Linked DNA regions of Homo sapiens: region 2 is linked to region 1. A link is an interaction called in ENCODE POLR2A ChIA-PET data of the cell type or tissue named here. Cell type or tissue: GM12878. All regions are shown on one strand. Each heading gives the region's core, and the rest is flanking DNA. Links, peaks and the distances in the headings are about the cores only. Region 1 overlaps XRN2 (5'-3' exoribonuclease 2). Region 2 has its middle 37 kb from the start of KIZ-AS1.

Region 1 (2,917 bases), core at 213-2,712:
TTGTACCCTTTAGCTGTTGTCCCTCTAACTGCTGTCTCCTTTTCTCCCAGCCTTAAGCAACCACTAATCTACTTTATGTCTATATAGATTTTTCCTAGTCTGGACTTTCACATGAGAGGAATCTATAGAATATGGTCGTTTCTGGCTGGCTGCTTTCACTTAATATTATGTTTTCAAAGTTCACCCATGTTGTAGCATGTCGCAGTACTTTATTATTTGCTTATGGCCAAATACTGTGCCATTGTATGGATATACCACATTTTGTTCATCCATTTGTCTGTTGATAAACATTTGAACAGTTTCTATGTTTTGGCTATTATGAATAATGCTGTTTTAAACATTCATGTTATGTTTCTATGTGGATATGTTTTCGTTTTTCTTGGGTGTATACCTAGGCGTAGAGTTGCTGGATTATATGGTTTAATCATTTGAAGAACTGCCAGCCACTTTCCCAGGTTCTCGCTCTGTTGCCCAGGCTGGAGTGCAATGGCATGATCATAGCTCACTGCAGCCTTGAACTCCTGGGTTCAAGCGATTCTCCTGCCTCAGTCTCCTGAATAGCTAGGACTATAGGCATGTGCCACTATGCTTGGCTAACTTTTTTTTTTTTTAAGAGATGGGGTTTCTCTGTGTTGCCTACTGGTCTTGAACTCCTAGCCCCAAGTGATTGCACTATTTTATATTCCCACCAGTAGTGTATGAGGGTTCCAATTTTTCCACATTTTTGCTGTGAAGCAGGTTTACTGTGTGTTGCTTACCAACTTGTCTGAGTCTGAGGAGACAAGGACATCCATGTACAATGTTACATGAAGAGGGTTTATTATTTACAAATAGACAGTAAAGGACAACAGAAGCCTAGGATTCATTCTGAATGGGTCCCCCATGGCTCAGGAAACATGCCCGGGGCAGATAGAGTCTTGACTGCAGGGGCCACACTTACATGGCGGGAGAGGAACCCTGAAAGGCAGCCCACTCTGGGTTATACACCTCAGGGTTTATGTGACACACTGAGCTAATGCTTTAAAAAATGTCCTGCTTCCAGGGGTGAAAGGAACAAAGCCCACCTTGTCCCGGGCAGTTGCGCCCTCACTCAAGATGTTAAATTCCTGGGAGGGACAGGAGCAAGGCTGGACATTTTCAGGCAGTTCTTCCCTATTTCAGGATATTGCATTACCATCACATTCTACAGTCACTTTTGAGAACTATGAGCAAGAAAAGGAACTGAGTTAGTCCAAGGCCAGCCAAAGAACTATGCCACACTTGCCAACACTTGTTATCTGACTTGGCTTTAGCCATTCTAGTGGGTGTGTGACGTGGTATCTCCTGTGGTTTTGATTTGCATTTTCTGATGACTAGTCGTGTTGAGCATCTTTTCATGTGCTTACTGGCCATCTGTGTATCTTTTGGAGAAATGTCTATTTAGGTTCTTTGTCTCCTCTTCCCCCTTTTTTTTGAGACAGGGTTTCACTCTTGTTACCCGGGCTGGAGGGCAGTGGCACAATCTCAGCTCACTGCAACCTCCATCTCCCAGGGTCACGTTATCCTCCCACCTCAGCCTCCTGAGTAGCTGGGACTACAGGCAGGCACCACCATGCCTGGCTAACTTTTTGTATTTTGGGTTGAGACAGGGTTTTGCCATATTGCCCAGGCTGGTCTCGAATCAACTCCTGAGCTCAGATGATCCACCTCCCTCAGCCTCCCAAAGTGTTGGGATTACAGGCGTGAGCCATCATACCCGGCCTCTTTGCCCTTTTAAAATTGGGTTGTCCTATTGAAGTGTAAGAGTTTTAAAGAATGTATTCTGAATATAAGTCCCTTATAAGATAAATGATTTGCAAATATTTTCCCACATTCTGTGGATTGTCTTTCCACTTTCTTGATGGTGTCCTTTGAAGAATAAAAGTTTAAAATTTTGTCCGGTTGTGGTGACTCACGCTTGTAATCGCAGCACTTTGGGAGGCTGAGGTGGGCAGATCACTTGAGGACAGGAGTTTGAGACCAGCCTGGCCAACATGGTGAAACCCCGTCTCTACTGAAAATACAGAAAATTAGCCGGGTGTGGTGGTGGGCGCCTGTAATCCCAGCTACTCAGGAGGCTGGGGCAGGAGAATGGCTTGAACCCAGGAGGCGGAGGTTGCAGTGAGCCAAGATTGTGCCATTGCACTCCAGCCTGGGCAACAAGAGCAAAACTCAGTCTCAAAAAACAAACAAACAAAAAAGTTTAAAATTTTGATGATGAAGTGCAGTTCATCTGCTTTTTTCTTTTATCGTTTGTGCTTTTGATGGCATATCTAAGAATTCCATTGCCAAATTCAAGGTCACAAATATTTACACCTGTTTTTCGGAAGAGTTTTATAGCTTTAGCTCTTAAATGTAGGTTCATGATCCATTTTGAGTTGTTTGGGTTGAGTTAAGGTGTGAAGTAATAGTCCAGCTTCACTTTCTTGCATTGGCTATCTAGTTGTCCTACACCATTTGTTGAAGACTGTTCTTTTCCCCATTAAATGATCTTGACACCTTATCAAAAATCAGCTAATAATAGCTGTGTGCATTTATTTCTGGACTCAATTCCATTCCATTGATCTAAATGTTTATCCTTGTCCCAGTACCGCACTGTCTTGATTACTGTTGATTACAGAGCACGTTGAATTTGTCAATCAGTTTGGGGAGTATTGTCATCTTAATGTTGAGTCTTGTGTTCCATAAATATGGGATGTTATTTGTTTAGAACTATTTTGATTTCTGTCAACAGTGTTTTGTAGTTTTCAAAATATAAATTTCGTATTTCTTTGTTAGATTTAGCCCTAGTTTTTTGATACTATTGTGAGAATGTTTTAACTTTATTTTTGGAATACTCATTGCAAGTGTATAGAAATGTAATTGATTTTTATATATTGATTTTGTATCCTATAACCTT
Region 2 (2,917 bases), core at 284-2,783, 61 kb before region 1:
CCCTGTGTCCATGTGTTCCCATTGTTCAACTGCCACTTTTGAATGAAAACATGAGGTGTTTGGTTTTCTGTTCCTGTGTTAGTTTGCTGAGAATGATGGTTTCCAGCCTCATCCATGTCCCTGCAAAGGACATGACTCATTTTTTTATGGCTGCATAGTATTCCGTGGTGTATATATGCCACATTTTCTTAATCCAGTCTATCATTGATGGACATTTGGGTTGGTTCCAAGTCTTTGCTATTGTGAATAATGCCGCAATAAACATACGTGTGCATGTGTCTTTATAGCAGCATGATTTATAGTCCTTTGGGTATATACCTAGTAATGGGATGGCTGGGTCAAATGGTATTTCTAGTTCTAGATCCCTGAGGAATCGCCACACTCACTTCCACAATCGTTGAACTAGTTTACAGTCCCACCAACAGTGTAAACGTGTTCCTATTTCTCCACATCCTCTCCAGCACCTGTTGTTTCCTGACTTTTTAATGATCGCCATTCTAACTGGTGTGAGATGCTATCTCACTGTGGTCTGGATTTGCATTTCTCTGATGGCCAGTGATGGTGAGCATTTTTTCATGTGTTTTTTGGCTGCATAAATGTCTTCTTTTGAGAAGTGTCTGTTCATATCCTTTGCCCACTTTTTGATGGGGTTGTTTGTTTTTTTCTTGTAAATTTGTTTGAGTTCATTGTAGATTCTGGATATTAGCCCTTTGTCAGATGAGTAGGTTGCGAAAATTTTCTCCCATTTTGTAGGTTGCCTGTTCACTCTGATGGTAGTTTCTTTTGCTGTGCAGAAGCTCTTTAGTTTAATTAGATCCCATTTGTCAATTTTGGCTTTTGTTGCCATTGCTTTTGGTGTTTTAGACATGAAGTCCTTGCCCATGCCTATGTCCTGAATGGTATTGCCTAGGTTTTCTTCTAGGGTTTTTATGGTTTTAGGTCTAACATGTAAGTCTTTAATCCATCTTGAATTAATTTTTGCATAAGGTGTAAGGAAGGGATCCAGTTTCAGCTTTCTACATATGGCTAGCCAGTTTTCCCAGCACCATTTATTAAATAGGGAATCCTTTCTCCATTGCTTATTTTTCTCAGGTTTGTCAAAGATCAGATAGTTGTAGATATGTGGCGTTATTTCTGAGGGCTCTGTTCTGTTCCATTGATCTATATCTCTGTTTTGGTACCAGTACCATGCTGTTTTGGTTACTGTAGCCTTGTAGTATAGTTTGAAGTCAGGTAGTGTGATGCCTCCAGCTTTGTTCTTTTGGCTTAGGATTGACTTGGCGATGTGGGGTCTTTTTTGGTTGCATATGAACTTTAAAGTAGTTTTTTCCAATTCTGTGAAGAAAGTCATTGGTAGCTTGATGGGGATGGCACTGAATCTATAAATTACCTTGGGCAGTATGGCCATTTTCACGATATTGATTCTTCCTACCCATGAGCGTGGAATGTTCTTCCATTTGTTTGTATCCTCTTTTATTTCACTGAGCAGTGGTTTGTAGTTCTCCTTGAAGAGGTCCTTCACGTCCCTTGTAAGTTGGATTCCTAGGTATTTTATTCTCTTTGAAGCAATTGTGAATGGGAGTTCACTCATGATTTGGCTCTATTGTTTGATTATCTCAATAGATGCAGAAAAGGCCTTTGACAAAATTCAACAACCTTCATGCTAAAAACTCTCAATAAATTAGGTATTGATGGGACGTATCTCAAAATAATAAGAGCTATCTATGACAAACCCACAGCCAATATCATACTGAATGGGCAGAAACTGGAAGCATTCCCTTTGAAAACTAGCACAAGACAGGGATGCCCTCTCTCACCACTCCTATTCAACATAGTGTTGGAAGTTCTGGCCAGGGCAATTAGGCAGGAGAAGGAAATAAAGGGTATTCAATTAGGAAAAGAGGAAGTCAAATTGTCCCTGTTTGCAGATGACATGATTATATATCTAGAAAACCCCATTGTCTCCGCCCAAAATCTCCTTAAGCTGATAAGCAACTTCAGCAAAGTCTCAGGATACGAAATCAATGTACAAAAATCACAAGCATTCTTATACACCAATAACAGGGTGGTTTTGTAATGGTAGTTGCCTGTAAGTAATCCCAGCTACTCGGGAGGCTGAGGCAGGAGAATCGCTTGAACCCGGGAGGTGGAGCTTGCAGTGAGCCGAAATTGCGCCACTGCACTCCAGCCTGGGCGACAGAGCAAGACTCCATCTCAAAAAAAAAAAAAAAAAGAATCATAGTTACCTCCTAATTGATCCAAAAGCCAATGCGATTTCAGTCAAAATCCCAACAGGTCTTCCAGGTACTTAACAAGCTGGTCATAAAACTCAGAAGGAATTTAAAAGGCCAAAATGTTGAAGGCAATTTTGAAGAATAAAGAGAAGGGGTCTTGCTATAGCAGAAATCAAGATTTATTATAAAGAGCAGTAATTAGGCCATGTGGTGTTGGCTCAGGGATAGAAACATGGAGCAGAATACAGGCTCTAGAAATATTCCCAGGCATGAGAACTGAGTGTGGGACCGATGTAGTATTAGAAATCAGTGAGGTGATCACCACCTTCCCAATCAGGGCTGGACCAACTGGCAAGCCACATGGCAAAATAGAAAATTAAATTTCGACTTCATCCCTAACACGAAAGAAATTCGTGCTGGAATAAAGAACTAAATATGAAAAAGAAAACTTTAAAACTTTTAAAGAAAAAAATAAGTATCTTTATGACTTTGAAGCAAGGAAGAATTTCTCAGCCAAGACAGAAGAAGCAAAAACTCATAAAAATATTGATGAATATCACAACATTAAAATTTAAAACTTCTGTGGCTGAGCACAGTGGCTTATGCCTATAATCCCAGCACTTCGGGAGGCTGAGGCAGGTAGATGGCTTGAGCCCAGGAGTTTGACACTAGCCTAGGCAACA

What was found. ChIA-PET counts read pairs that join two places held together with the same protein. Peaks named below come from ENCODE experiments on the same cell type or tissue, not always from the same donor. Only the 100,000 strongest peaks of a DNase experiment are listed, where the experiment ranks them.
Region 2: POLR2A ChIA-PET joins it to region 1 with 5 read pairs; 6 of 35 experiments call an interaction of 5 or more read pairs at or near these places.

Annotation. Positions count from the first base shown.
Region 1 is chr20:21,314,057-21,316,973 of GRCh38, forward strand. All of the region lies in intron 1 of XRN2 (5'-3' exoribonuclease 2), which reads left to right. Among named protein-coding and RNA genes, the nearest start is that of XRN2, 12 kb to the left of the region's middle. In GM12878, for the core only: no CTCF peak of the experiment used is centred there; a DNase peak (open chromatin) is centred at 1,316.
Region 2 is chr20:21,253,411-21,256,327 of GRCh38, forward strand. No RefSeq gene overlaps it. Among named protein-coding and RNA genes, the nearest start is that of KIZ-AS1, 37 kb to the left of the region's middle. In GM12878, for the core only: no CTCF peak of the experiment used is centred there; no DNase peak of the experiment used is centred there.